Regions from separate parts of the Mus musculus genome. Here all the other regions are linked to region 3. Evidence: chromatin loops called from intact Hi-C (ENCODE). Cell type or tissue: heart. All regions are shown on one strand. Region 1 has its middle 89 kb from the start of 1700042G15Rik. Region 2 has its middle 5.1 kb from the start of 1700042G15Rik. Region 3 overlaps Pakap (paralemmin A kinase anchor protein). Region 4 has its middle 98 kb from the start of 1700042G15Rik.

Region 1 (8,000 bases), 220 kb before region 3:
GGGACTGCAGCTAAGTCATATGACTTGCACCTGACTTCCTCATATAAGACACAAACATCTTGAGTGCTGCGCAGGTGTACCAGGATACAGGTGAATCCAATTTGGTGGAGATTTGCCCCTGCTGCCCTGATTAGCTGAAGCTGCGTGCCTGGTGAGGTGGCGTGGCCTGCTGTGCGTGGATGGGAACTGAGAGTATAAAAGAGTGAGAGGCCCAGGGTTCGGGGGAGATATAAAAACAAGGGAGATATATAAACAAGGGAGATATAAAAACAAGGGAGATATATAAACAAGGGAGATATAAACAGGGGAGATATAAACAGGGGAGATATATAAACAAGGGAGATATAAAAACAAGGGAGATATAAACAAGGGAGATATAAAAACAAGGGAGATATAAAAACAAGGGAGATATAAAAACAAGGGAGATATAAACAGGGGAGATATAAAAACAAGGGAGATATAAAAACAAGGGAGATATAAACAAGGAAGATATAAACAAGGGAGATATATGGAGAAAGAAGAAACAGGACTGAATAAATGTGTGCAGAAGGATCCTGTAGCAGCGTCGTTCTTCCTGGCCTGTTGGGCGCGCGCAAGAGTTGGTGCTGAGACCCGGGATGAGACGAGAAGACCTGGGACAAGAAGACCTGGGACGAGGAAACCCGGGAAAAGAAACATCTTCAGTCACGAGCGAAGACCCCCTGCTACAGGGAGGATTCAGAACTGCATCACAGGGAAGAAGGGGTTAATAAAGGTTCCCATAAAACAGACTGTTGAGAAGGATCCGGCGTGGATTCAGAACTCTTCAGCTGGGGAAAGGTACTGATGAAGAGAAAGAAGAGAGATGAAGACTGAATAAACTGCTGTTAGAAGGACTGGTGGTCGCATCGTTCTTGCTGGTCGAGAGCGGACGCGACAATTGGTGGCCTGTACGGGGAACCGACTCCCCCACCGAGTTCAGAACTTTCAGCAGTCAGTGGTTGCCGGCAGGGTAAGTTCATGGACCAGACGGAACCTCTTTGGGTGCCGGAGAGATTGGTGAGACGCTACAAGAATGAGGCTCCTGATCCAGTTGCCCCTGTGGATGTGGTGGATGATCCCACAAGCACAAAGGATGGAGCCGAGATGAGAGATCCTTTCGGTGTTCCAGAAGCGCCAATACCAGCTCGACATGACATTCAAATTTTTCCACGCTTTTTGATCCCTGAATTTCCCTTAAAGAGATAGCCCCTCTGGCTATCTATCCCTTGCTTCAGGGAAGATGAGCAGGGATGAGAGCCCTGGGATGTATGCTTGTTATAGTGTGTGTGTGTTTTGTGTTTGGCACATGTGTTAGGTGCAGAGTGTGCGGGTCCGCACTTTCGCCATGGTAGCGTAGGCTTTTGCTGCAGTGGAGGCGGGACAATCTCCTCAGATTCGGTTTGCCGCTCTAAAAGAAATTATGCTGCGTTATGCCATGGGTTGCGAGGCTAAGCACTGCACAGAGGATAGCTTGCTGTTGGCATCCTGTGGAAGGCACGTCTGATTGCATGAAGGTTCAGTGTCCTAGTTCCCTTCCCCCAGGAAAAACGACACAGGAGCTGGCCAAGACCTCTCTGGGTGATGAGCCTAAGGGATGGTTTTGTGTAGGGCCCCTATGCTTGCACACTGGGGATCAGACCTCTACCTTCACCCATGAGGCTTGCTTGCAGCAATTAAGATCTGGCCATAGGTTAAGTAACATCCTGGCCTTTTGATGCACCTGCTGCAAGCAAAACACAATCTCCCCAGGAGTGGCTTGGCATGATTGAGAGGTAGTCAGTGATAAGACTCCCTGGGCATGTCACCAACCTAAGACAGGGATCAAACCAATGCTGTTTGTCACCCAAGGACGGGTAAGGGGCATGGCTGCGGGGGGCTTTCTACAGACATTCTCTCTGCCAAAAAAGAAAAAAGGGGGAATTGTGGGGAGCGGGTGTGGCGGCAGTCCCAAAGGCGCCAGGGACTGCAGCTAAGTCATATGACTTGCACCTGACTTCCTCATATAAGACACAAACATCTTGAGTGCTGCGCAGGTGTACCAGGATACAGGTGAATCCAATTTGGTGGAGATTTGCCCCTGCTGCCCTGATTAGCTGAAGCTGCGTGCCTGGTGAGGTGGCGTGGCCTGCTGTGCGTGGATGGGAACTGAGAGTATAAAAGAGTGAGAGGCCCAGGGTTCGGGGGAGATATAAAAACAAGGGAGATATATAAACAAGGGAGATATAAAAACAAGGGAGATATAAAAACAAGGGAGATATATAAACAAGGGAGATATAAACAGGGGAGATATAAACAGGGGAGATATATAAACAAGGGAGATATAAAAACAAGGGAGATATAAACAAGGGAGATATAAAAACAAGGGAGATATAAAAACAAGGGAGATATAAAAACAAGGGAGATATAAACAGGGGAGATATAAAAACAAGGGAGATATAAAAACAAGGGAGATATAAACAAGGAAGATATAAACAAGGGAGATATATGGAGAAAGAAGAAACAGGACTGAATAAATGTGTGCAGAAGGATCCTGTAGCAGCGTCGTTCTTCCTGGCCTGTTGGGCGCGCGCAACAGCCCACCACTCACACAGTTTTTTTTTCCAACACTCTGAGACGACTTCAGCTTTAGGAAAAAACTCAGACATTTGTCATTCGAAATTCTTGACTCTTCCCTGCTTTACCCACTAGCTGGGGCCTTTCATCTGGGCTGTGAAATACTATGATAGATTTCTTTATTCCTTCTCCCACTTTTTTTTTTTCTTGAGGAAAGGAGAATGCTCGTGTTTTCTAAACCATTGCATCTCTGAGTTGAGAAGAAAGTGTTTGTTGCTTGTGAAAAATTAGCCAGTGGCTTAGCATGGTGTGCGTGTGTGTATGTGTGTGTGTGTGTGTGTGTGTGTGTCTTTGTGATCAACCAAGGGTCTTGGGAGGAGTAAGTGAATCCAAGTAGGAAGAAATGGGCAGAAAGAGGGAGAGGGAAGTTGACCTATCAGGGGAGTTAGTGCACCAAATAGATTTTAGGGGACTGGGATGGGGGGCAGGGGACTGACAGTTTGGAGTCGCCCATGAACAGGACTAATTCTAGATGCAGAGCTCAGCCTGTTCACCAGCAATTTTCTGTGGGTCTCAGGAAGTCAGAATATAAGTGACACTATCTGGCAACCAGGAGGTGGCAGTAGAGGTCACCGCAAAGGGTCACACTTGGACTGTCATAAAAGACTGAGCTTTGTGCTGGCTAGTTTTACGCTACAAGCTAAAGTAATCTCAAAGGAAGGGACTTTCATGTGAGAAAATGCCTTCATAAGATTGGGCTGTAGGCAAGCCTGTAGGGCATTTTCTTAATTAGTGACTGATGGAGGAGGGCCCAGGGGAGGAAGGTGGTACTACCTCTGGGCTGATGGTCTTGGTTCTATAAGAAAGCAGGCTGAGCAAGCCAGGAGGACAAGCCAGGAAGCAGCACTCCTCCCAGGCCTCTAGGTCCCTTCCCTGCTTGAGTCTCTGCCCTGACTTCCTTTAATGATGGACTAAGATGTGGAAGCGTAAGCTAAGTAAACCCTTTCCTGCCTCAGATTGCTTTGTCCATGGTGTTTCATCACCACAGTAGCAACCCTAAAAGAAACAGAAATTGGTATCAGAATCATGGGAAGTTGCTGTGATAGGCCTGACTATGTTGTTTTGGAGGGTTGTGGAAGGACTTTGGAACTTTGGGCTAGAAAAGCCATTGAGTGTTGAGAGCTCTGGGCTATTCTGTAGGAGCTTGGATGGTAAGACTGTTGAGAGCCGTGCCGAACATGGAGGCCTGGCTTGTGAGGTTGCAGAGGAATGCAAAGACTCTACCAGGTCATTTGCCTGAAGACTCTGTAGTTCTGGTTAGCTGGGGCTGAAGAATCTGCTGTGGTTAACAAGATACCAGAAACACAAACCCGTGGTTTGCTGGGACAATGGATATGGATGAGCTGGGGCTGAAGACTCAGCTCTGAGTAAGAGACCAACATCATTAAGATGATAAGCTTTGTCTCAGACACAGCCAAGGTTGGCCTTCATGCTGGCAGCTGAACTTTGTAATGTGCAAGACTCAACCAGGCGGTATTGTTGGTGAAGGCATAGAGGGGTCACGGAGAGCAGCTAAGGCTTGGCACCATGAAGCAAGCCCAGGAGAGGTTATTGGTGAAACCCAATTGCAGCGGAATTGGTGAAACCCAATTGCAGCGGAAGACCCCAGCATTTGGAGATGCCAATACCATAGGATGATCATCAAGAAGAGCTGCAGCGGTGGAGTGGAGCCGGCCTGAGCTCAGAAGACAAGCTGTGTGTGCTGTAGAGCCAGAGAAGTGACCTGAGCCCATTAGACATTTTGTTATTTACACAGTTGGAGTTTGGTTTTGCTTTGTTGAGGTTGTAGCTGCCCTCCTGGTTCTTCCTCTTTGGAGTAAGAAAGCATTTAAGATACTTATTATTTTACAGCAGCCCATAGTTGAGAGATTTTTAACTTTTAAAGAAATTTTGGAATTTTACAAATTCTTTGGATTTCAAAACAGAATTTGGGTATTTTAAGAGACTTCAACCTTGCCGGGTGTGGTGGCTCACACCTTTAATCCCAGCACTTGGAAGGCAGAGGCAGGCGGATTTCTGAGTTCGAGGCCAGCCTGGTCTACAGAGTGAGTTCCAGAATAGCCAGGGCTGCACAGAGAAACCCTGTCTCGAAAAACCAAAACCAAAACCAAAAAAAAAAAAAAAAAAAAAAAGAAAAAAGAAAAAAGAAAAAAGGAGACTTCGACCTTTTTGTATGAAATTTTAAAGATTGGGATTTTTAAAGCTTGAAATGTTTTATATTGTAATGTTCGTAGTAACGTGTGATCTTGGGGGTGAATGGGACAAGAAAGGTTGTGGCTCAACAGTGATGTGCTTGTGTGCTGTGCTGCTTAGTGTATGTCAACTTGACATAAGCTGAAGTCATTTAGAGGAGGGAATGTCATTTAAAAATGCTTCCATACATCGTTCAAGAGAGCAGGCCATGCACCTTGCCTGGGTGGCACAGTCGAGCTGACCCTGGTGTTGGGGGCAGGGTGAGCTGGCCCTGGGGATATGAGCACAGGAGAGTTGGCCCTGCAATTCCTCTGTTGTGTGGAGGCATGGGTGAGGGAGAGATCATCTCCCTTCCTTGCCCCTCTGGCTGCAGCACTTGAGGGAGCAGCCTGCCCTGCCACTGGGCAGTGCAGTAGAGCTGGCCCTGTTGACATGGGTGAGAGGAGGCCAGCCCTGAGGGAGAGCTAGCCCTGCCCCTTGCAGGCTGAGGCATCAGGTGAGCTAGCCTGGTCAGTTCAGGAAAAAACACTGGTGATGTGGATGCAGGAGATCTGGCAGGCTGGTGAACTCAGCTACCACCCAGGTCTAGATCCGGGGCTTTGAGTTGGCCCACCCCAACAGCTACCCAATCTATGAAGTGCTGGAGAATATGAAGGGATCAGTCCTGCAGATACAAAAATGCAGGATTCCCATGACACAAGGCAACAACAGAATATTTTAGAGGAGTCCCAGAGAGGATCCAGTATTGATAGAGTAGCAGAAACCAGAGCCTTGAACCAGACTCATTACAATGAACATTTGCAAGTAAAGATGTGTAGACAAAAGAGTATGCTGTGTGAGACACTACAGCTTCCATAACAAGATTTTAAAAAAAAATCTTCTTTATTTCCTTTTTGGGGATTGAGGAGGAGGTTGCAAAAATGGAGGGCAGATATGAAGGGATGGGAAGATGAGTGGGATTCGCTTACATGATGTGAAACTCACAGAGTCAAAAAGTTAAAAAAAGATGCCTCTCCAAAAAAGAATGCTTCCATAAGATGGGGCTGTAGGCAAGCCTTTAAGGCATTTTATTAATCAGTGATTGATGTGGGAGGGACCAGTCCGTTGTGGGTGGGACCATCCCTGCACTGGTGGTTCTGGGTTCTATAAGACAGCAAGCTGAGCTAGCCAGAGTGAGCAAGCCAGTAAGCAGAGCATCTCCATAGCCTCTGCCTCAGCTCCTGCCTTCCAGTTCCTGTCCTAGCTTCCTTCAATAGTGGACTAAAACATGGAACTATAAGACAAGTAAGCCCATTCTTCCCAAGTTGCTTGGCATGGTGTTTCATCACAACTATAGAAACTCTAACTAAAACTAGATTGTAGAGTAGTTTTGGGGTGGCCTTGGCAGGTTCTGATGATAGTAGAAGAGGTCTCATAAATGGGGCCAAGGCATTTTGGCTTAATCTGTAGGCAAATAAAATGCTATTTACTAAAAGAAGAACTAGGCTTGGGAGGGAGAAGCACGTAGGGCTTAGAATAAGAAAGTTTGAGTCACTTAATGGACACCCAGATGCTAATGTCTGGGAAGGGCTTGGTCCTCTGAATGATGTTCAAGAAGATTAAGGAATTAAATTAGGGAGTCTCCATGGCAATTGAGATCCTTTCGCTATTCTAAATGATGGCAGTCTAAGCGATGTAGAGACAGAGATAAGATTCAAACTGATTAATAAAAAAATTAATCTTTTCTATTCAATAAGTTTGACCTTTATCCTTATATCCATTTCCATAAAAGAGGCTCCCCTAAATACCTTTTTAAAAAACATCAAAAATATCCCCCCTTTTCCCATTTAAAAAAGTTCTAGGACACATAAAATAAGGCCACACTTATTTCTTTTTCTTGTCTTCTGGCATGGGGTCTATGGGCGGCTCCCCTATGTCACGTTGCTGCTCTCTGAGCCAGTATTACCATCACTGGGCCCTCTCCCTCTGAGCTGTCAATCACCCCTCTACCCCCTCTCCTTGTCCTCAGGAGTAGACTGCCTTCCCCATTCTGTTGGCTCTCAGCTGTCTCTTCAAGGCGTGTCTTCTTTGTCTCCATCCATCGGCTGTGCACTTTGTCCTTCTCCTCCTCAGCTTTGTTTTCCGCTTGCTCTTTCCCGGGGATGATGCTCTGACTGCACTCAGCTTGCTCTGCTGCCTCCTTTCCCCTTCTCCTCCCGCCTTCTGCAGGCCTGTTCCTCCGCCCATGCAATATCAGCTGCAATTTTCGCCATGTTTACTCTCATCTTCGACCGTATAACCTTTTAAGTTCACCGTTAAAGGGATCCGTGCTTTCCAGGAACCTCTTCTCTTCCTGGTGTCGCTCCTTTATCTGGAGAAGCTTGGCTTCTAGTTTCTGAGGAACCATTAAAGATTGGACCTGTTATCTGCACTCCCGGGAGGCCAGCTCTCTCTTGGTGCTATTTGGGTATGAAGCCTAAGAAGAATGAAGACCATAATGTGGATGCTTCAATGCTTTTTAGAAGGGTGAACAAAATAGTCACAGGAGGAAATATGGAGACAAAACGTGGAGCAGAGACTGAAGGAAAGGCCATCCGGAGACTGCTCCATCTGAGGATCCATCCCATACACAGTCACCAAACCCAGACATTATTGTGGATGCTGGGAAATACTTTCTGATGGAAGCAAGATACAGTTGTCTCCTGAGAGGATCTGCCAGAGCCTGACATATACAGAGGTGGATGCTCACAGACAACCATTGGACTGAGCTCAAGGGTCCCCAATGGAGGAGTTGGAGAAGGGACTGAAGGAGTTGAGGGGGTTTTCAGCCCCATGGGGGGAGCAACGGTGTCAACAGGCCACACCCCGCCCCCGAGCTCCCAGGAAATGGATCACCAACCAAAGAATACACATGAGTGACTCATGGTGCTGGCCACATATGTGGCAGAGGGTGGCCTTGTTGAACATCAGTGGGAGGAGAAGCCCTTGGGCTTGAGGGTGTTCAATACCTCAGTGTAGGGAAATGCCAGGGTGGAAGGACAGGAGTGGGTTGGTGGGGGAGCACCCTTATAGAGGCAGGGGGAGAGGGGATGGGATAAGGGGTTTCCAAAGGGGAGACCTGGAAAGGTGAAAACATTTGAAATGTAAATAAAGAAAATATCCAGTAATAATATAAATAAAGAAAATGTCCAATA
Region 2 (8,000 bases), 300 kb before region 3:
GTGTGTATATGTGTGTGTGTATGTGTGTATGTGTGTGTGTAGTGTGTGTGTATGTGTGTATGTGTGTGTGTAGTGTGTGTGTGTGTGTGTGTATGTGTGTGTGTAGTGTGTGTGTATGTGTGTGTGTGTGTAGTGTGTGTGTGTGGTGTGTGTGTATGTGTGTATGTGTGTGTGTGTATGTGTGTATGTGTGTGTGTGTGTGTGTGTGTGTGTGTGTGTGTGTGTAGGTCAGAGGACAGTTTGCAGGAATCAGTTCTTCAGTTCATTTCTTCCACAGTGTGGCTCTGGGGATCACTTTTGGATCATACTTAGCAACAAGGAGCTTGTCCTGCTGAGCCATCTCGCCAGCCCCTGTCTCTCTCTTCATCTCCTGGGTGTGGTATAGTGGCTAGGCCTCCCCTGCCTTGTCTCCCGTCATGATGTATTGTGGTGCCACAGGGCCAAGACCCACGGATGGAGACTTTGAAGCTCCTAGCCTTTCCTCCTGCTAAGTTGTTTACTGGCAGGATTTTGTCACAGCGGTGGAAAGCTGACTCACGATGAGCTGATCTCAGATGTCAAACGATTTAATCAGAATATTTAAATGCTGCAGAACATCATGTTTGACAGTGATGGAATTAAGCTAGAAATCAATACTAATAATAGACAAAAAAAAATTTGAGAGCTCCCTAAATACCTGGAAATGAAACAACATACTTTTAACCCAATCACCAATGGAAGGAGAATAAGGAAAACTATAAAATATTTTTAAAAACTGAATGAAAATCAAAGCACAACACATTAGAATTTGAAGAGAGACGGGGCTGGGATCTCAGTATCTCCCAATGGCCTAATGTTCTGCCAGGCCCTGTCTCTTAAAGGTTCCAAAATGTTTTAGTAGCAAAATGTTCTGGGAACCAGGTCTTTGGAGCACAGGCTTTGGGGACATTCAGCATGTTGTATGCTGCTGAATATACCATGTGAACTTGAGAAAAAAATGTACATTTGCCAGTTTTGTATTAAATGTTTTAGAACTATGAAGCCAAATTGGTTGATTTTTAAAAAAATTTTACACTATGTATATGTATACATATACATAAATACACATACAGTGTGTGTGACACATGTGACAGTCAGAGGACAGTCACATGTCACTTCTCCCTTGACACTCTCCTTCCCCCAGCCATCTTCCTGTCTTTCTTTAGGCAGCAGCTCTCTATGTAGTATAGGCTGGCTTTGCCCTTGAGACTTTTCCTTCAGTTTCCTGAGTGCTGATATTCCAGACGTTCTTTGGACTTTTTCTGTTGGATTTAGAGCAGTGGCCTATGATGCTCAACTTGTTACGCCCCTCTTTGTTTTTATTTTTCGTTTTATTTTTAAAATTGGGATATAATTCACTCATTCTAAAATCAATATTTTATTTATTTTTTTAAGTCAGTACAAAAAGAAATATTTTTGTTAAAAATCTTGGAGGACAACATTTTGTTTTATAAAGACTTATTTATTTATTTTTATATGGGTACTGTATTAGTTAGGGTTTTACTGCTGTGAACAGACACCATGACCAAGGCAAGTCTTACAAAAAACAACATTTAACTGGGGCTGGCTTACAGGTTCAGAGGTTCAGTCCATTATCATCAAGGTGGGAGCATGGCAGCATCCAGGCAGTCATGGCACAGGCAGAGCTGAGAGTTCTACATCTTCATCCAAAGGCTGCTAGTGGAAGAGTGACTTCCAGGCAACCAGGGTGAGGGTCTTAAGCCCATACCCACAGTGACACACCCATTCCAACCAAGTCACACCCATTCCAACAAGGCCATACCTCCAGATGGTGCCACTCCCTGGCCCACGGATATACAAACCATCACATTCCACTCCCTGGCCCCCATAGACTTGTTCAAAAACATGAGTCTGGGGGTGGTGCATACTTAAACAGCATAATACAAAATGCATTTAGTTCAACTTTCAAAGTCCTCATAGTCTATAGCAGTCTCAAGAAAGTTAAAAGTCCAAAGTTCAAGATCTCTTCTGAGATTCATCCAATCACTTAACTGTAATCCCCAAAGCAAGGCAGGAAACCAGCAGGGCAAACTCCAAACTCTGCATCTCCATGGCTAATGTCAAAGTAGCCTTCAGATCTCCACTCCTTTTTCATCTTTGATGACTGCAACAAACTGCTTTCTCTTGGGCTGGTTCCATTCCCTGTTAGCAGCTTTCCTCAGCATGTATCCCATGGCTCTGGCGTCTTTAACATCTTTGAGTCTCCAAGGCAATTTCAATGTTACAGCTTCTTGTTTCAGTGTCTGGGATTCCACTTGATCTTTTGGACTCCTAAGGGCTGACATCACTTTTCCAGCTCTGCCCTCTCTAGCACTCTAAGCTCAGGTTGATCCACTTCACTACGGCTGCAGTTCTTGGTGATCACTCCATGGTACTGACATCTCCAATACACTGGGGTGTTCCACTCCAACTAGGCTTCACCAATAGCCTCTCATAGGCTCTCTTCATGGTGCCAAGCCTCAAATCCTTTGCATGACCCCTTCAGTCCTGGACCGTCAACTACAACTGAGGATGCACCTTCATCAATGGCCTTCCATGACCTCTCACAGTGCCAAGCCTCAGCTGCTCTTCATAACCTTCATGCTTTCAAAACCAGTACCATCTGGTGACTTTTACACATTACCAAGCCCAGCCGCAGCACGAGGCACAACCTTGGCTATCTCTGGAACACAGCTTCTTTGTACTCCCAAAAAAAACAATTCCCAGAAGATTTCACCTCAGTGATGCTGGTCTCGTCTTAATCATTGCTGGTTTCTTAGCTCCAGCTAACCAGCATCAATTGTCCCAGTAGTTCCTTCCATTCTTAACTCTAGAGCCAGAGCCACATGGCTGATGCTGCTGAGTTCTGCTGCTTGCAGGAACTAGAACATGACCCCCTTGTACTATTACATTGTCACTGGCTTTCTGTTTTCCAAATCCTTCACTACCTAAGCTTGGTTATCCTGGATCTTGATCTGTAGATTGACCTTGAATGCAGAGATCAGCATGCCTGTCTCCTGAGATTAAAGGTGTGTACCACCTTGGCTGGATCTAAATTTAGCTGGGTAGGATCTTGCCCCAAAGTCCCACTCCCTTAATCTGTTATCTCCTAGAACATAGAATTTTGCTCCATTTCACTTCCTGGTACCCCTTTAATACTCGAACCATATATTTTATATTTTTCCTTTCTAAGCTTGCTATGCTTGTTCAAACTTCTCTTCATAAGACTTAACCAGAGGACAAAGTCACTGCTGGGCTTTTTTGAGACTTCCTTTGTCAATGCAATTCATCTGAGTCTCTTCACCTTAGGCTCAGGCAGACTTTTCAGACAAGGGCAAAAGTAGCCACATTCTTCACCAAAATACCACAAAAACAGTCTTTATGCCACATTCTGAAATTCTTCTTTGAAATCTCTTGGGCCAGGTGAACACAGTTGAAATTACTCCCAGCAACAAAGTCTTCCATATTCCTACTAGGATGACCCATTAAGCCCCATTTAAAGCATTCCACTGAGTTCCAAAATCCAAAGTCCAAAAATCCACATTATTTCAAATAAAAGCATGGTCAGGCCTATCACAGAAATATCCCACTCCCGGTACCAACTTCTGTATTAATTAGGGTTTTACTGCGTGAACAGACACCATGACCAAGGCAAGTCTTGCAAAAAACAACATTTAATTGGGGCTGGTTTACAGGTTCGGAGGTTCAGTCCATTATCATCAAGGTGGGAGCATGGCAGCATCCAAGCAGTCATGGCACAGGCAGAGCTGAGAGTTCTACATCTTCATCCAAAGGCTGCTTGTGGAAGACTGACTTCCAGGCAACTAGGGTGAGGGTCTTAAGCTCACACCCACAGTGACACACCTACTCCAACCAGGTCACACCTATTCCAACCAGGCCACACCTCCAGATGGTGCCACTCCCTGGTCTAAGGATATACAAACTGTCACAAGTACACTGTCACTGTCTTCAGACACACCAGAAGACGGCATCAGATCCCATTACAGATGGTTGTGAGCCACCATGTGGTTGCTGGGAATTGAACTCAGGACCTCTGGAAGAGCAGTCAGTGCTCTTAACCGCTGAGCCATCTCTCCAGCACAGTGAATACATGTCTTTGGAAGACCGTAGAAAATGAACACAATGAGATACATGGAAATGGCTTCAGTTACCAGCATTGAACCAAAATCAGCATAAAAGAATATGAATACAACTGTGCAGGCAGTGGTCCTGGGATCTTGGAGGTGAGCTAGATTCTTGATCTCTGTTATTACCAGTGAAAAATGAGCCCGAGGTGGTTGTCTCTTGGTTGCTCTGACATCTTTCTGTCCATCAAAGAGGAAACTAATATCAGGATCACAGCAGGAACACCCGTTTTAGCAAAGCTGATAGTCACACTGCAAGGGGCCTAAGGCAGACAGCCTAAAAGCGCGAGACCTGTTGCTGTTATTATAATGTTTTAAATAAACAACTCTTTATCTATAAAGAGTATCTATAGCAGTGTTTCCAGTTCCTAGGACAGACCCTCAAGAAATGGTTCTGCACCAGCAATGATGTGTTTTCCATGTACTCTAATCCAGCATTTATCAAACTCAGCACACATACAAGTCTCCAGGGAGCAGAGAAGATACAGATTCTGGTTAGAAGATGGAACTCGCTAAGGGTCACACCTTGAACTGTTAATGTCTGGTACTGGCAGAGCAGAAGCAGTTACTCCAAGCTACCACAAGAGGGTGCCCCGAGCAAACAGTTCTGCAGCTCCGTAGCCTAGCACAGCTCCACTATCCCGCCCCGCCCCACGCAGTTACTTACCGCTCTAGCGGTTCATGGAGGCACAGAAGACATCCCAGTATTCTAAAGGCAGGCTTTCCTTCAAGCCATATCGCTAGAGAATTCTCTAAGGTTATCCTCACACAAAACAAGAGACATTCACTTGTTTTTAGACAGCTCTGTACTATAATTGTCAAATAAGAAAACTATTAAAAGGAATAGATAGAAAAATAATAGTGATGATGATGATGGTGGTAATGGTGCTATCAGTTAGCTAATGGGACATATTAAAAGGGCACATCAGTTTGTTCTTTCATTTCGTTCCCAAACTGTCCCACAACATAGACAATGCTCTCATGTTAAGGGAAAGCCATTTTTTAAGACACATCAATACGATGTTCATATTCTGGAAGTTATAAGTTGGAGAACATAAATTGAAATATGTTTCATGTTTTCCCAAATCCATTCTCTTTGGTGTGGTTCTTGCATTCTGGAAGTTTCCCCTGGGTTTGAAAATGGCCATCTGTGATTCTCAGTTTGTTATATTCTTTTTTTTTTTTTTTTTTTTTTTTTTTGGGTGCAGCGAACTTTATTGATGGTATTCAAGAGAGTAGGGAGGGCTCCCTAGGCCCCTCCTGTTATTATGGGGGTCTGGGATGGAAATTGTGAGGGAGATGCTCAGTGTTGGGGGCCGAGTTGGGATAGGGCCTTTCTCTTGCTCAGTGTCCTTGCTGGGGTGGGTGGTCCAGGGTTTCTTACTCCTTGGAGGCCATGTAGGCCATGAGGTCCACCACCCTGTTGCTGTAGCCGTATTCATTGTCATACCAGGAAATGAGCTTGACAAAGTTGTCATTGAGAGCAATGCCAGCCCCGGCATCGAAGGTGGAAGAGTGGGAGTTGCTGTTGAAGTCGCAGGAGACAACCTGGTCCTCAGTGTAGCCCAAGATGCCCTTCAGTGGGCCCTCAGATGCCTGCTTCACCACCTTCTTGATGTCATCATACTTGGCAGGTTTCTCCAGGCGGCACGTCAGATCCACGACGGACACATTGGGGGTAGGAACACGGAAGGCCATGCCAGTGAGCTTCCCGTTCAGCTCTGGGATGACCTTGCCCACAGCCTTGGCAGCACCAGTGGATGCAGGGATGATGTTCTGGGCAGCCCCACGGCCATCACGCCACAGCTTTCCAGAGGGGCCATCCACAGTCTTCTGGGTGGCAGTGATGGCATGGACTGTGGTCATGAGCCCTTCCACAATGCCAAAATTGTCATGGATGACCTTGGCCAGGGGGGCTAAGCAGTTGGTGGTGCAGGATGCATTGCTGACAATCTTGAGTGAGTTGTCATATTTCTCGTGGTTCACACCCATCACAAACATGGGGGCATCGGCAGAAGGGGCGGAGATGATGACCCTTTTGGCTCCACCCTTCAAGTGGGCCCCGGCCTTCTCCATGGTGGTGAAGACACCAGTAGACTCCACGACATACTCAGCACCGGCCTCACCCCATTTGATGTTAGTGGGGTCTCGCTCCTGGAAGATGGTGATGGGCTTCCCGTTGATGACAAGCTTCCCATTCTCGGCCTTGACTGTGCCGTTGAATTTGCCGTGAGTGGAGTCATACTGGAACATGTAGACCATGTAGTTGAGGTCAATGAAGGGGTCGTTGATGGCAACAATCTCCACTTTGCCACTGCAAATGGCAGCCCTGGTGACCAGGCGCCCAATACGGCCAAATCCGTTCACACCGACCTTCACCATTTTGTCTACGGGACGAGGCTGGCACTGCACAAGAAGATGCGGCTGTCTCTGGAACAGGGAGGAGCAGAGAGCCAGTTTGTTATATTCTTGTTTTATTTGTTTGGTTTTAGTTTTTTTGTTTTTGTTTTTGTTTTGTTTTGTTTTGTTTTTTGAGACAGAGTTTGTCTGTGTAGCCTTAGCTGTCCTTAAATTCACTCTGTAGACCAAGCTGGCCTCATATTCAGAGATCTGCCTGTGTCTGCCTTCCAAGTTCTGGATTAAAGGCATGCACCACGATGCATGACTAGTTTGTCATACTCTTAAATTTTGTTTTAGAAATGATTTATTAACATTATTTCATGAGTATGGACATTGTGCCTGCATGTTTGTCTATGTATCATGTGCATGCCCGGTGCCAAAGATGTCAGAAGAGGGCGTTATTGGATTCCTGGAATCGGAGCTGTAGATGGTTGTCAAATACAATATGGGTGCTAGGAACCCAATCCAGGTACTCTGCAAGAACAGCCACTTCCCTTAACCACTGAGCTATCTTCAAAGAGAAGCTGGAGAGATAGGCTTTGATGTGGGTGCTGGAAACCAAACTCTTGACATCTAGCTATGAGCTTTTGCCTTTAACAGCTGAGCTATGCCCCGGCCCTGTAATACTCCTTTAAAACTGAGTTACGTGCTATAAAAATCACCTTCCAGAGAGCATAGCCAAGTGGTATTAGCATCTTCACAAGGTTGTTTAATCACCACTACTAACTAATCTGGGTTCAGAATGTTTCAGCACCCCCCAACCCTGCACCCTAAAACAAACAAAACCCCTGGATATTCATTAGCAGCCACTGTCCGCGCTCTTCCTCCCAGACCCCCCAGAACCACGAATCTACTTTCTGTCTCTATAGGCATTTCCACTCTTCGAACTGCATTTAAGTGGACTTAGGATTATGCTTACTGTGGTTGTGTGCCTTGTGGAGTGGAGGTGGGCTGTGCACAGTTCAGTTTCGATGCAAGCTGAGGAGAAGTGAAGAGTGAAGGAGTATTTATAAAACCTCTCAGAATAACAGAGAGTCAAGCCAAGCCCCAAAATTCTGATAAAGCAACCCACTAGCCAGGACTTCATGGCCTTGCTTTTGAGGTGGACAGACAAATGCTCAGCAGCGTTACTGAGTGTGCTCACACTTGGCACACATGGTCTTGGGTGAGGCCCACAGCCCTGTATTGGGCACTGACAAATCAGTGTCCACGGACTGAGCGGCCGGCTTGGTGTCACATGGTCACCGAGTGGCAGTACAGCGGGTCCCACATAGCCCTGCTCCAGAGTCGACGCTCATGTCTCTGAACTTCAGCGACAACCTGGAAGCATCCTCCTGTCCTTGTTGTGTGTACATGTGTTTGTGTGCGTGTCTGTGTACGTGCCTGTGAATGCAGTGTGGGAGCGTGCACGCAGGCAGGTGGAGGCCAGAGGACAAT
Region 3 (8,000 bases):
ACCCCTACACCCTCTCTCTATTCACTCACTTTATTTCCCTTGGGCCATGAAATGAAGTCTTAACTCCCTGGTGGGGCTTAGAAAGCCATTTATGATGGGACCTCTGCTGCATTCTTTGGTCTTATCTCCCATGGACCTCCCATTCCTGACCACCCAGCAAGCACCTGCAGCTCCCTGAAGGTATTCAGCTCCTTGTGAGCCATGTTCCTTGGACTTGCTGCCTCTGCTTCCAGGAACTCTCATTAGCTGCAGCTAACTTCTGCACATCCTTCAGGATGCTGCTTTTGGCCAGGCCCAGTGGAGCACTTTAGTGCCAGCACTTGGGAGGCAGAGGCAGGCATCTCAGTGATTTTTGAGGCTAGCCTGGTCTACATAGCGAGTTCCAGGTCAGGGCTACATAGAGACACCCTGTTTTGAAAAACCAAGGAAAGGATCCCAGTGGTTTCATGGTTTAAGCCTAGTTTAATGTTCCCTGAGGCATTTTTAGCCCAGAACTTACTATGTCGGCATATGGGAAGGGATATTTCTTTCCTCCACTGGCCTCGTTCCCTTGGAGGTACTGAGAATAGAGCACTCATCTTTGTACTCTCAGATCCACATACACTTTCTGGCTCAGAGTTCTCCTGTTTATTTACAGAGGGGAGGAAGAAAGGCAAGTTCAAGGAACATAGACCCAGGTGCTTTGGGTGTAAATGCTGCAAAGATCTCTCCGTGCAGAGAGATTTCTAGTTGAAAACTGGGCCCTTGTCTCCTGCTTTGTTCAGGCCCCTGTCAGTTTCCTGGGAGCTGAGATTACGGCTGTGTGTCACCATCCCTGCCTCCATTCCTCTGACTGATATCTAATAGTGACATGAACTAAAAGAAGACGATGTTTGTCTTGGCTTGGTTTTCACATATCTAGAAGCAGAGACAGGAGCATCTGCATTGCTCAGAAGTGGTTGATGTAATGTTCATTTGGGTTAGGGTTATTAAGTAAGGATTCACTGAGCATTGTGGGTACCAGGAGCTAGGTGCTAGAAGAGAGGTAAGGACCTTTCCCTCTGCCTAGACACCTAGCAGATGGAACATGCATGTGGAAGGTGTGATGCCATATCTGTCCTCAGGGTAGAAGTTTAGAGAATCTTAAGATTTAAGCTTTTCTCTCAAGGGAGGTTGGTTGAGTTAAATCTTAGCAAGATTGATTCATTCACCTATAAATGTTAATTAAATGCTTATGCTAGTGCCAAGATAGGCAAATGTATAGCAATGAAAACTGCAGTATTTCTTGAGAGACCTGTAATCTCTGTCTTAATGAGAGATGGCTCTGCATTGCTCCTTAACTTTGGGTCAGAGCTGTCCTGAATCTTCAGGACATACACTTGAACTGAGGTTACTAAACAGGGATTCACTGAGCACATACATCCCATAATTCAGTGTTAACAATGAGCTCGCCCTTGACTTGAGACAGTGCATTTTTCTCCTCACACAGAACCTTTTTCTGAGAAAGGCTCTCATGCTGTAACACACACTGGTCTGAAACTCACTATCCGATCAAAGCTGGCCTCAAACTCACGGTTAGCCTACTGTCTCAGCTTCCCAAGGGCTGAGATTGTAGGCATGAGCCACTACACAAAGCTAGAATCATATATGAGATGATAAATACCTGGATCTTTGATTGATCCATTGATCCATTAAAAACAAGAAACAAAACTAATGAACAACAACAACAACAGCAAGAGTCAAGTTCAACGTATTTGATTTGGACGGAAACTTCATGGTCAGAAGTCATACATACACTGTAAAGGCTGCACTGGGATGTGAGCTGAGACCCGCATTAGAAGGAACCAGACTAGACAATGAAGAGCTTTCCTGGACTTCATCAAAGCTTTGGTCCCTTTCAGCCCCAAGCAAGATCCCAGCTCTAGAGCTGGATTTGAGTTGTTGTATGTTTAGAAAGTAGTGGCCATGTGAGTGCTGGAAAGGAACTTACTGGGCAGCGTCAGTAGGGTGCTGTGGATGTTGTATGCAGACCTATTTGTGGCCCTGTCACCTGGCTATAAGAGCTGATGGGCCAATATTCTCTTAGAGGCCACTACCTTCTGGGCTATGCTGAGTCTCCTTGGAGAGTAAGGGAAGCACGGAAACAGAAGTGTGAACAGTGGGAATCACACAGTAGTTCTGCCATGACGACAGTGGTGGGCCATGGAATGGTTCCTTTGACAGGTCCCACCTTCCCTTTTAAAAAGTGGTAGTCTCAGGCCTAGACACAGAAGGCGTTCTGTAGAAAAAGACAAGAAGAAGACATCATGGGAGAAGATCATGGGGGGCTTTGGGTGCTGAGTGGAGGAGGGTTGAATTCATCCTAGAGACCATGCAGTACTATTAAGAGCTTCCCAGTTAGAATAAACCCATTGGTGAAGCTAGGAATGTGCTTCAGTGCTACAGTCGGAGCAAAGGTCAGGAGAGACTCCAAGGGCAGCCAGGTAACCAGCTGGGCAAGTAGCTACAGTTAGATTGAATTTAGCAGGATGGAGTATGGCAGTGTTGTAACAATGGTTGTGCCAGGCCACCAGAACACAAATAAAGTCGGTCACTAGAAACACCCTGAGGTCATTGTGTCTGAGTCAGAGGCAGCAACAGACAAAAGGAAGCAGCCTAGAGCTGCTGTGGTGAAGGTGAACCTTCAAGCCTCTCAACCAATTCAACTGTGCCCTGCCTCTTCCTCCCTACCCCTCCCCCCACCCTTCATCCTTTCTTCTTTTTGTCCCAGCATATGATGCTCCCTCATGGAGTCCTAGCATGGATGAGAGGTTCCTCCTTCTTGAAGGTTCCTGAAGGCTAAGCAAGGCCATTTTGTAGCCCTTTGTGTTGGATTAGAGCTGCACACCTAGTTAAATTAACCTAGCTAACTGCTGGCGACCTTGGGCGAGCTTCTTAACTCTCCTGCAAAGCAGGGCGTCAACGCTGCCTATCTCACTTGCTGATTCAAATCTTAATCTAGTCACTTTGTAAAAGCAGCAGCAACATCTAGCACACAGGACCCTCCTCTCCATCGCTGTCCTTCGGTCTTTCTCTTCATAGTCATCAGAGAGCTCATTCAATGATGATTCTGTGCCTTTCTGGCCAGAGGCAGAGAAGTCATGGGAGAGGTTTGACAGAGAACAGTCACATCCTTTCATTACAAAGCCAACTCATCCCTCATCTGTTAGTCAGTTGACACTGTCTGGGGTCCCCAATGGCTGTGCGGTAAATCATCAGTCTAATGCAGTAATGTTGCTGGAGACACCAGGAAGCTGTGGATAGTTCTTGGCCAGGTGAGCTGTTATCACTGACTTCTTTAGAGGCACTGTTGGTTTTGAGTTAGGTCTTTTATGAAGGTAAGGTTACTTGTGAACTTACTTAGTTCTTCGACATTCAGTCAGGGGCCCACAGTCAATCTGAGTCTAAAATCTAAATCTCAAACATTCTTCAGTTGTGCCCTGGGCCTTGGTAGACTGTAGATCCAAAGTTGCAATGGGAACCACTGCTGTTCAAGAAGAATCACTCTGCCTATAGAGACCCCCCTCCACAGTATAGAGAGGAGAATGTAGGGACATGAGCATACACAACCATGGGTGCTGTTCTCACTTGTCTCCATAGATACCCAGGTCTGCTTCATGTGTGGTTCTGTTTTGGGTGCTGGGGTTTCTGAGATGACAGAGGCTCTCAGACTCTTGTAGACAACTTCTTGTGTTTGACCCCATGAACCAGTTGTCACTCTTGGCCGAGATCACTGTGCCACATATACAAATGAAAGAGCCGTTCCTTACATAGGGTACCGGGCACATATCTGGGCGAGTGGGGGAGGGAGAAGCATGCTTAACCAGGATGGAGTAATAGGGACTGTGCAGAGCACACCCTGCTGCTTGCTAGAAGGGCCATGAAGAGCAAAGTCATTATCAGCACTGACCGGCGACATTTGTAGTAGGAAGGACTTGTGTGTTGAGAGGTGCTTGTCTGTTTTGGATCACAGAGCCATGAGTTGTGCTGTTCACTGACCTTTTGGGCTGCCTATTGCATTCCTGTTTGTCACATGTACCCTGTAAAAGTCATGTCTCAGTAACGATCATTCCCGTGCTTCCAGACTCTACTTCTCAGGGCTTGAATCTCTGAGGCTCTCAGCCAGCAACTCTCACAGTTACTGCTGATACAAACCAGGCTCACGGGTCACGTGGCCCTGCTGGAGCTTTCTGCACACCACAGAAGGGAGGAGGCACCAATATCTAAAGACGACAAGTTTATAAAGCGGTCTGGTTGAGAACATTTTGATTTGATAAAATGAACTCTGTCTTCCCAAGTAACTACACATGACCAAATCTGCAAGTGACAGATATTTCCCAAACACCTCAGTTTGTAGGGTGGCTTTGTCCACCACTAGATGGCCTCCCAAGTCTTTCCTGAATGGAGAAATTGAATCTGAAAAAAAAATTTTTTTTTTTTTTTAGTTTTAAAATTTATTTTATTTTTATCTTTGAATTTCTGAAAGTTGAACCCAGGACCTCTTACATGCTAGGCAAGCATTCTACCACTGAGATCCATCCCCAGCCCAGCTTGACTATTTTAAATGTAGATGTTAACATGGGTATACAGTTGCCATTCACCATTCTCAAAGCTAATATCAAGCTTTAGTGTTCCTGTAAGAGTTCAATTGACAGACACTTATGTTTTCTAGCTTAATATCAGAATCCTCACATGTTCCCGAATCTTCTAGGCCACAAGCTTACAACTAAGCTTGTAATTAATAATAATTAATAACAGGATTAAGAAGGTAAATGTGCATTTACTAGCCAGTATGTTTTGGGTTGTCCTGTAAAGCTGTGCAGGCTGCCTTTAGCAAATCACCTGTCAATATTTCTAAAGCACTAGAATTGACAAGAAGAACAAACCTTTAAACAGGGCTTTTACGATAGCAGACAGTATTCTTGGTGTTTTAAGCACAAATTCATTTATTCTCATAATTGTTAGTTTCATAGCTATAACTGCTACCATATCACAGATGGAGAAACTGAGGTGTGGGTATTTGGCCAGTGTTTCAGTCTGGAAAGGACAGAGAGCTATTTTTAAATGTCAGATTAGGGGCTGGAGCGATGACTTAGCAGCTATAAGCACTGGCTGCTCTTCCAAAAAACATGGCTTAGATTTCTAGAATTCACATGATGACTTACAGTGTACAACTTCAGTTCCAGGGAATCCTATATCCTCAGTTGGCCTCTGAGAGTACTGCTTGAATGTGGCACACAGACATACATGCAGGCAAAACACCTATACACATATAATTTTACAAGTAAATAAACCTCAAAAAAATTTTAACGTTAACTTAGTGGAACTCCTAACCCCGCTTATTTAATAGAACCCAGCTAATACACCTCTGCCTAAAACAAGCAGGCTGCACAGATTCCCCCCGTCCCGTCCCGTGTGTGTGTGTGTGTGTGTGTGTGTCTGTGTGTCTGTGTGTGTCTGTCTGTCTGTCTGTCTCAAGCGTGACCAGTGTGTTCAGTTTCAGCACACTATGCCCTATAGCTTTAGCATTCTTAATCCTCCAGATCCCAACTCTGAAATGCTCCAAAGCTGGAAACTGCTTCATGTGTTATAATACCACAGTTGGAGAATTCCACACCAAGAGCCTTTGTTTCATAGGCAAAATGATTTAAAATATTGAGTGTATAAAATTAGCGTCAGGCTATGTGAATGAAGCCTATGTAGAATGTAACTAAGATTTCCATCCCATCTCCAAGGACTCCCATTACCCATGCTCAAGTATCCCAAAATCTGAAACCTAGAAGTCAGGAGTAGTGGTGATGCCTACAATACCAGCACTAGGTCTGTGGACACAAGAGCATCGGAAGGTCAAGGCCCCCTCAGAACATTGTGAATGCAAGGCCACACCAGCCTACACGAGACTCTGCAAAACCAAAACTGAAATTCAAGCATTCCTGGAAAAGTTTTTTCAGTCTGAAATTTTTAAAAATAAATAAATAAAAGACTTTTCAGTCTATGTCTCGCTTTCCAGTTCTTGAATTTCAAATGGTCTATCAGGTTGTCTCTCTGTCAGAAGGTTTTGCTTAAAAGCTTAAATCTGTCGCTAAATCATTTTGTTTTGATTTTTCCAGTTCTGGAATGGAAGTGGGGCTCTCGCAAACAAAGGGGAAGTGTTTCTGCCACTGAGCTACATGTCTTGCACAGTACAGGAGAAATCTTAAACGGCATTGTTTTTCTTTGGCTCTGAACTCACGTGTTACAAAAACTCTAATTTGGCTTAAGGAGTGCCATTCTCTGGCTTTGATCCCTACACATGAATCATTTTGCATCTGGAAGTTTCCATTGGGGAGTTCCTGATGTAAGGGAAATCTTAATCTTACATGTGGACTGAAAGTTCCAGAAATCCAAACCTTTCTCAGAATAGCATTTTCGTCATAATAGCTGTTTCAAAACACCATAATAAATATGGTAAGATAGTGGTCAGCTCAGCTGACTTAAGAGACCGCCTAGGATGCAGACCAGCCATCCTCACTGAAACCCAGTCCATCCCTGAGCCTTTACATGATCCAGCCACTAGGGGGCACACATGAGCCTGAGCCAGGGCGAAGCTGCTTCTACCTCAAAACCCTAAGCCGCAGCAAAAAGCGCCATAGGACCTTCTCACTGGCATTTTAAAGATAGAATGTTTCTGTTGTATCTGTGAGGGGGTAGACTGACAAAGAAATGTCAGAGAGGCTCCAAAGAGGCCAGCAGTGCTGGGCTGAGATGTGTCTATAGCCCTCCCAGGGTTCATTGTCGGGTGCCTGGGATCACTGGAAGACAAGCCTGTGTTTGCAGACTGTTCCTCCAGGTGTTTCCTGCTCTGGCCGGATGAGGGCGTTGAGAAGCATCTTAGCGGGTGCTTATTGTCCCTGTAGTGAGAACTTGTGGAGTAGAGACAATTTCAGTCCTTGGGAGATTTTTAAGTTACAGGCTTGATGTTCCTTGACTCACACTTAACCTTAGATCTCCAGTGGAGGAAGGACTACCTGCTGTCGAATTTCCTCCCCTTTCTCAGGAAGAGGAGCCCTGTGGGTCTCGGGCAGCCCAGCTGCTGTAGGAACTAGTCTGACAGGGAGGTGGGCTGAGAAGGGAGAAAGCCAAGGTCTTGCTGAACACACACAAATTCTAGACACTGGGCAACCCCATTCATTTTTAGGCACAGTCTCACAGTTGAATGATGCTTAATCTCTTCTGCCCCCCCCCCACCCCCCCAGCCTGTGGGCCACTGTAGCGCACAGCATTTGGTTAGGAAGTCACCAATGCCATTATAACGACAGCAAATAAAACTATTTGTTTTCCACTATGGCTCATACCACATTTGGTTCCGCACAGTCTTTCTAGAACATAGTCGATCCAATCACTTCTTTTAATTTTTTTTTAAAGTTTACATGTATGTATATATGTGTCTGTGTGAGTGCTTGTGGACATGTGTGCGCAGGAGCCAACAGAGGCCAAGAAAGGGTGTGGGATTCTTTGAAGCTGGAGTTCCAAGTGTTTGTGAGCCTTCTAACTTGGGTGCTTGGATCTGAACTTGAATCCTCACTCTTAACTGCTGAGCTCTCTGCAGCTCCCACCGCCACGACTTGCCTTTCAGGATCAACCTCCTTCCCTTAACCCCACCCCCACCCCGTCACTTCCTGTTCCTGTTCTGAAAGCTGGATGTAGTTCACCCCTTCTGAGATTCTCATTCCCACTTGCGCCTTCACTCTTCATTGGCTGCCAGGACTCCTAAACACATCTGTGCCTCGGTGATTTTTCTCCTCCCGTAAGATCTTACTCTAGGCATCAAGATTGTGAAATTCTGTCCTGTCCTTGTTTGGGTAGCTAAAGCATGTCCTGCCTCGTTTCATGTCAACTTGACACAAGCTGACATTTTGGAAGAAGGACCCTCAATTAAGAAATGCCCTGATCAGGCTGGCCTGTGGGTTCTCTCCCATATGCATTTCTTGCTTGATGAATAA
Region 4 (8,000 bases), 210 kb before region 3:
AAATGTGTAAGACATTTATGTAGGAAAAAATAACTTATTACATCTTATAGGTTAATGCTTAACTCTGTGAATTTCTGTGAGAGGTTGACTCTGATAATGGACAAGGGAAAAGGTCTTCCCAGTGGACAAGAGACACTAATCAAAAAGGTGTTGATGTTTGATCTGACTCAGCACTCTATCCACATCCAAACACGTTTTATGTCCTAAATGTGTTAAAAAATGATATAACCGGGTCTTTAGCATGAGAAGGAAGGATTGTTTCAGAGAGTAGAATAAACCAGAGTAAATAGACCGGTTTCTATCTACATACACTAGTATGTAATAAGTGTACACATCTATATTACATTAGTATGTAATATCTGTACATGTTTCTGGGGGACTGTGACATTTTATAGTGACTAAATCAAGATAGGTAATTAACCCATTGAACACCCAAGACATTTGTCATTTCTTTTAGTAGGGACAAAGTTCCCTCTTTTAGATATTTTGAAACATAATAATCTTCTTGAGACATTGTTTTGCTACGTGGTTCAGGCTGGCTGGAAACTTGCTAGATAACTCAAGCTAGCTCGGAGTTCCCTGTCTTTCTGTCCCAGACTCCTAGTGCTGGAATTACAACTATACACCATTATTCCCACCTAGCCATAAGAAACTATTTAAACTATTTAAACTATTGTCACCTTACTGTGCTGAGAACCATGGGCTCAGGGCTTGTCCCTGACTGAAATTTAGAACAGCTCACCGACTCTTCTGACCTCCCTTTCTTACTGACCCTCCCCCACCTATTCTAATCTTTACTTCCATCTGGTCAAGTGTTTTCACCTTCCATACATGAGTGAGAATATGCACTTTATTGGGTCTTTCCTTCTGAAAGACCCAATAAGCAGCTGAAAGAGTCAGATGCAGATATTTGCACCCAGCAATGGACAGAAGCAGCTGACCCCTGTTGTTGAATTAGGGAAGACTGGAAGAAGCTGTGGAGGACAATCCTGTAGGAGGACCAGCAATCTCAATTGGACCCCTGAGATCTCTCAAACACTGGACCACCAAACAGCACACACCAGCTGATATGAGGCCCCCAACACATACACAGCAGAGGACTTCTGGGTCTGTGTTCATTCAGAGATGATGCACCTAACCCTCAAGAGACTGGAGGACCCAGGGAGTTTAGAGGTCAGGTGGGGTGGGGGGGTGGGTGGAGGCATCCAAGTGGCGATGGGGTGGGGTGGGGAGGAGGTGTGTGATGTGGAGCAGTTGGAGGGTGGTTGGGGGTGGGGTGGGGAATGGAATATGAAGTGTAAAAAATAAATTAAAATTAAAATGAAATTTTAAAAAGCTACACATTCAGTGCTGTCAATAATGAATACTTCAACTACCCTAAAGTACCCGCACTCCTTCCTCTCACCCCTCCAATTTCCCAGCCCTCAACAGCCACTAAATCTGTTTTTATCCCTTTGTATTTCTTGACTTAGTGTGTTTCCTATCAAACAATGAAACCGTCTGATGGCTTGTGGCTGGCTTCTTCTTGTCATAATGATCCTGAAGCCGAGGGATGTCCCAGAACTTCCTTTGTTTGATGAATAGTACTCCATTACATAAGCGATACGACTTTAAATATTTAACACTTGGCAAAGATGTGAATCCGCTTTAAGCAAGACTGCGTAATCCATGATTATTACTCACACATACTTTATTTCTGATGAAAAATATGTTGTTCCATTAAGAAACACTTTACAGGACTAGTACTGCATCCTACCATTCCAGCATTTGGAAGCCTGAGTTGGAAGGATGGAGAGTGTGAGGCTGTCCTGGGCTACTTAGCAACTTCAAGACTAACAATAAAAAAGCCCTTTTTGTATAAAATGCAGATAAAATGCTCACATTAAAGCAAACAATTACACATTAATATACATAAAATAAATGCCCTTAAGTGAAGATGTTTTAGGAAAATGGCTTTATTTTTCAGTTGTTTCCAGTAGCTTCTTGAGTTATAGATTTCAGCAAACTACTTTATATTTTCTTTCATGGTTATTATTTTGTAGTGCTGGATATTGAATTTAGGGCCTCTTAAATACTAGGCAAACATCTGACTACTGAGATTTATCCCCAACCCAAATTATCTTTTAATTTAGTGTGATTTGCATGTGTGTGTATGTACGTGTGTAGGCACGCCCAATTGTCTGTATGTTGTGTACTATGTGTGTCCAGCGGAGGAAATGGAGTCCAGAGGAAGGCATCTGATTCTCTAGAACTGGAGTTGCGGGCACTTTTGAGCTGCCTGATATGTGTGCTGGGGGCTGAACCCTTCTTCTCTGCAACCACTGAACCACACCTTAAGCCCCTGTTTATTTATTGTTAGAGATTTATTTCATGCATACTTCTTTGAGTGAGTATATGCCGTATGTGTGGCATATGCATATGCATCAGCCAGAGAGGGTGTAGGATTCTATGGAGCTGAAATTGCAGGTGGTTGTGACCTGCTTGACACGGATGCTGGAAACCAAACTCAGGTGCTCTAGAAGAGCAGCGAGGGCTCTTAACCACTGAGAGATCTTTGCATCCCCACTACCCCAACCCCAACGTATCTTTTAAAGAATATTAGAGGTCTTTATTTTTCATTTTATTTTTGAGATTACAACTTAATTACATTTCTTCCTTCCTTTCCCTCCCTCTAAATCCTCTCATATGCCTCTCCTTTGAATTTATAATCTCTTTGTTTTCACTAGTTGCTATGTCTGCATCTTACATACATATACTCCTAAATACAATATTACTTGTGGTGGTTAGAATAGGAATGGCCCCCATAGATTCACATGTTTGAATGATTGGCACACAGGGAGTGACACTTTTAGGAGGTGTGGCCTTGTGGAGTAGGTCTGGCCTCATTGGAGGAAGTGTGTCACTGTGGGGGCGGGCTTTGAGGTCTCAGAAGCTTAAGGCAGGCCTAGTGTTACTCTTTCTTCCTGCTGCCTGTGGATTCAGGTGTAGAACTCTCAGCTCCATCTCCAGCATCATGTCTGCCCACATGCTGCCATGTTTCCTGCCATGATGATAATGAACTGGACCTCTGAAACTATAAGACAGTCCCAATTAAATGTTTCTTTTTATAAGAGCTACCATGCTCATGGTGTCTCTTCACAGCAATAGAAACCCTAACTAAGACATACATACTTATATGTATGTTTCAGGGCTAATCTTTTGGCACCAGACAATCAATTGGTGTGCTCTTCCCTGGGAAAGGCCACCTCTCCCACTTTCCTTAGTTGCCTGTAATTCTTTATGTATGATTAAGGCCTCATGGGCCTTTCCCTGTTCACTTTGGCAAGTCTGTTGGTGCCATCCTTATACAGCTTATGTTTGGGTACTCATATTGGTGAGACTTTTATTAGGAGTCACAATCTCACAGCAAACTGATCATCAGGCTCTTACTATCTTGCTGTCCCTCTTCTGCAATGTCGCCTGACCTTTAGGTGCAGAGTGTTTTGTAGGTACATACTTTAGAACTGGGTTCTATAGTGTCACATTTTGATTGGCTGTGGTTTTCTACAGTGGTCTCCTTGATGAAGGTAGAAGACTAACACTTATGTGTGGGTTTGAGATCACATGTTTATAGATTGTGGTTTAGATGATGACCTCAACTTGTAAAAATAGCGTTCAATTTGTGTGTATGTGTGTTTTATGGAAGAGAAAGATACAGGCTCAGGTGAAGGAATGAAATACTCTATAAGAATATAATTCTTTTTCTGCCTTGAATGCAGAGATGAGATCACACACACACACACACACACACACACACACACACACACACTTCTTCCACAGTAGATGATTGCAGCCAATTTCACTTCTCTCCCCAGTTTTTTTTTAATTAGGTATTTTCCTCATTTACATTTTCAATGCTATCCCAAAGGTCCCCCATACCCACCCCCCCAACCCCCTACCCACCCACTCCCACTTTTTGGCCCTGGCGTTCCCCTGTACTGGGGCATATAAAGTTTGCAAGTCCAATGGGCCTCTCTTTGCAGTGATGGCCGACTAGGCCATCTTTTGATACATATGCAGCTAAAGACAAGAGCTCCCGGGTACTGGTTAGTTCATATTGTTGTTCCACCTATAGGATTGCAGTTCCCTTTAGCTCCTTGGGTAATTTCTCTAGCTCCTCCATTGGGGGCCGTGTGACCCATCCAATAGCTGACTGTGATTATCCACTTCTGTGTTTGCTAGGCCCTGGCATAGTCTCACAAGAGAGAGCTATATCTGGGTCCTTTCAGCGAAATCTTGCTAGTGTATGCAATGGTGTCAGCATTTGGAAGCTGATTATGGGATGGATCCCTGCATATGGCAATCACTAGATGGTCCATCCTTTCGTCAAAACATTTATTTATTTTTATTTTATGTTTGTGGGTGTTTTGTCTGTGTACCATGTATGTGCAGTTCCCTCAGAAGCCAGAAGAGGGCATGAGATCCCCCTGGAACTGGAGTTCCATTCTACTGGCATGAGACGTGATCTGAGGGTTCATGAGGGTTCAATAACTGAAGGAATGCTTTAGGATTTTGTCTACTACAGGAAAACATGGATGATCCAGGCCCAAAATTCTACCTCAGAGGGTTTGGTACAGTGAGTTTTTAATCTCAAGAAAACCAACTAACTAGAAAATCAGCCAACTGACCAACTAACCAACTAACTAAAACATTTTAAACACCTGAAATAAGACAGTCATGGTTTAGAATAAATTAGCTGCAAAATATAAGGGAATGAGGTAACACGTGTAGAGTCATTAGGGCTCTTTTTCTGTTTGGTTCTTAAAGTGATGGCTTTCTTTTTAAGTAACCGAATCACATATCTGTTTAACAATCTTTAAAGAGGGGGCTGGTGAGATGGCTCACTGGTTAAGAGCGCCGATTGCTCTTCCAAAGGTCCTGAGTTCAAATCCCAGCAACCACATGGTGGCTCACAACCATCCGTAATGAGATCTGCCACCCTCTTTTGGTGTGTCTGAAGACAGCTACAGTGTACTTACATATAATAATAAATAAATCTTTAAAAAAATCTTTAAAGAGACAAGCCAGTGACTCACTTCTAATCTGTTTATAAGGCTGGCATTGGTTTATAGAGGACAATTTGGTTTGCTATATAGTAGGAAGGTTCACAACAGCCTCATTCAAAAGGGAACATCTTGCTTTATGTCATCGGAGATAGGATGTTGTCATTAAGAGACCAGTCAAAATCCAGACTTTTAGGTAGACTACAGTAGAAGACTAATTATATATGATTGAGATGAGTAATGTAGGGATAGTGGTTTGGGAAAAAGGTGGAACATATGAAAGAGAGACCTGTGGAACTTCCGCCTGGGGCCTTGAGCATGCTGTGCTGGTACTCTGCAGGTGAGCCGTGTCTCTCCACTATCTCGTCTCTTTAATTTTGTCTGCGGGAGAATTGTTGGGTCAAGCAACATTTTCAAGGAGATGTGTTGTGTGGGATGGTGGTTTTAGGATCTGAAGCCATCTTAAGAATGCTATGATTTCAAGTGAAGGCATTATATGCAATGGCTACTTTCCTTTTGTTGATGTCTCTGTGTCCACAGTAGTAAGACCAGGTCTCACCACAATCCATCCTCATTGGATCTGAGGGATATACCTTGATGTTGTAGGTCGTAGCTTGGGGCCCTTCTTGATATTCTGTGTGTTTCTATCTCTGCTGGTTTTCATGCCCAGGTTTAACAATCTTTGAAGTAGAATAGCATATACAAGGGGTTGCCTGGTTCCAGATGAGAACCAATTTATTACTGAAGGAAAAAAAAAACCCAGCTACAATGTAAGCTTATACATAGGTATACATTTGGGGGCTACAGGATTTTTGCTTTGTACCATAGTATGATTTTAGTTGTAGATATTTTAACAGACTTTATTTAAAAAGATTTATTTTAATTTTTAATTGTATGTATGCGTATGTGTCTACATGTGGGTATGCACATGTGTGAATGCAGGTGCCCAAGAAGGCAAAAAGGTATCTGTCTCCTGGAGCTGGAGTTGGGCAATTGTGAGCCATTCTGTGGGGTGCTAGGAACTGAGCTTAGATCCTCCACAAGAGCAATATGTACTCTTAAGTGCTGATCCACCTTTCCATCTCTCATAAATGTTGTTTTCAAAACAAAATCCCAACCATTTAATTTACCAAATGAAGACCCCAGAGCCAGAAGCTATGGTGAAAGCCTGCTAGCTCAGAGAGGCAGAGAAAGCACCCAGCTGACCTTCTTACTCCACCAATGTCCCAGAAGGAAAAGGCTCTTTCTCCTTCTCCACACTGTCTGACATACCCTTCAACTCAAAGTCCCTCCTTTCTCCTTCCTGGGTTTCCTTATGTTCACTCCTGCCACGTGGCTGCTTTCTCCATGTCTTGACATATTGTTGACTTTATCTAGCTCTCATTTCCAGAAAGCACTTGGGTTAAAGGTGTGTGCTAGGGCTGAGCCACACTACAACAAGAAATAGCTTTTTCCATTTCATGATGTCAGGGTTCACAATGTGATTAAATATCCTGCCACACATAGATGTCTTTAAAAAGGCTCAAATTCAAGATGTTTTCTTCTTGTTATGTTTGCTGATGGGGGTTTTTGTTTTTATAAATTTCAAGTAAGTATTACATCTGTTAAATGTATTTTTCTAGACCTTACAATATGGTCTTCTGTACTAATAGGTTGTTGAGTTATGTTTTTGATTATGCTCACGAGAGAGGTGGTCTGTGATGGGTTGTTTTTGAAATACTCTTATCAGGCTTTGGTGAGAGAGCAATGATGGTCTCAGTGCTCTCAGGTAGAAGTGTGAGTGCTCCCTATTTCCTGGAGGGTTTAAGAGAGGGCATCATGGTTTCTGACAAAATGCTCAGCAGAGCTCACTAGTGACATGGTCCAGATTGCCTTGATTGATAAAAGATTTTCAATGCTACGTATTCTGATTTTGTGCTAGGGTGAGCAAATCACTTTTTCGAAGGAAAATTTCCACATAATTTAGGTTGTTATGTTAACTGACAAAGTTTCTTATGATAGCCCTTTATCTTTTTAATGCTTTAAGGATCTACAGGGATAGCTTGTGTTTTAGTCTTCATATGTTATTGTTTTCTATTTTATTAGCCTTAGATTATTAATGCTGTTCATTAGTTTCCCCAGGACATCAGCTTCTGAAGGTTCACGATCTATTCACTGCCCCTAAACCTGTCACTTGGGAATCCAGCTTTCAACACTGGAATCTTTCAACACTGGGGGACACTTCATATACAAACCACAGCAGCGTTAATTACTTTTTCTTTGACTCGTAACTTTCAATTATATATTGTAACTTTTTTTAGTCAATGAGGCATTTTGTTGATCTGTGGCAAGAATGAGAAAAGATCCTGGAAACTAATAAACATGTTTGCTGAACAATGGGTGGGGCAGAATTGCTGTCCCTTTATGTTGGGCATGCAGACTGACTTCAAAGTATGGTCCCTTGGGACTCTAATCAGAATTCTAGGGCACATAACAAGTTCCTTCATGTAAGGGATTGGTAAGAATATTTAATATTTAAAATTATGTAAATATATTTACATGGGCAGTATCTTATAGAAAAACCTTGACTACTTCCTGTTCCATGCGGGCTTTGCTCTAATCCTGCCTTGCTTGTTTCTTTTAGACAAATGTATTTTATGGTACGTTTATTTGTAAGTATTTTATGAACCCAGGGCTTTCCACATGCTAGATAAGTGTTTTACCACTAAGCTATAACCATCCTCAGTAGGCCATATGTATTTTAAATAAATAGTTATGAATTTATAAAAAATATTTGAAGGAGGAAAATTGGGGGGAAATTCATTTTTATATTCCAAATAAAAGAATTAGTGTTTAAATTTAATGAAATAATATAAGCCCAGGACTTTTTAAAAACACCTCATGTTTTATTTGTAATTAAAAGACACTAATGTGCTTGGACTTTTCTTTCAGAAGATATGTGCAAATATTTAAGACATT

Evidence for each region. Hi-C counts contacts between places; a loop is a spot of excess contacts. Peaks named below come from ENCODE experiments on the same cell type or tissue, not always from the same donor. Only the 100,000 strongest peaks of a DNase experiment are listed, where the experiment ranks them.
Region 1: it touches region 3 in a loop (4-fold over the local background); 3 of 42 quality-filtered maps call a loop at or near these places.
Region 2: a loop joins it to region 3, with 4 times the contacts of the local background. A loop is called at or near these places in 3 of 42 quality-filtered maps.
Region 4: it touches region 3 in a loop (2.4-fold over the local background); 3 of 42 quality-filtered maps call a loop at or near these places.

Annotation. Positions count from the first base shown.
Region 1 is chr4:57,448,871-57,456,870 of GRCm38, forward strand. It overlaps a transcript of Pakap not described here and the pseudogene Gm12539. Among named protein-coding and RNA genes, the nearest start is that of 1700042G15Rik, 89 kb to the left of the region's middle. In heart, a CTCF peak has its summit at 3,195 (motif pointing right); no DNase peak of the experiment used is centred here; H3K27ac peaks cover 389 bases.
Region 2 is chr4:57,365,410-57,373,409 of GRCm38, forward strand. It overlaps the pseudogene Gm12537. Among named protein-coding and RNA genes, the nearest start is that of 1700042G15Rik, 5.1 kb to the left of the region's middle. In heart, a CTCF peak has its summit at 4,741 (motif pointing right); no DNase peak of the experiment used is centred here.
Region 3 is chr4:57,666,884-57,674,883 of GRCm38, forward strand. All of the region lies in intron 4 of Pakap (paralemmin A kinase anchor protein), which reads left to right. Among named protein-coding and RNA genes, the nearest start is that of Gm52699, 49 kb to the left of the region's middle. In heart, CTCF peaks have their summits at 4,393 (motif pointing right), 6,580 (motif pointing right) and 6,787; DNase peaks (open chromatin) are centred at 4,068, 6,588, 6,848 and 7,608; H3K27ac peaks cover 2,632 bases.
Region 4 is chr4:57,458,123-57,466,122 of GRCm38, forward strand. It overlaps a transcript of Pakap not described here. Among named protein-coding and RNA genes, the nearest start is that of 1700042G15Rik, 98 kb to the left of the region's middle. In heart, a CTCF peak has its summit at 4,449 (motif pointing right); no DNase peak of the experiment used is centred here.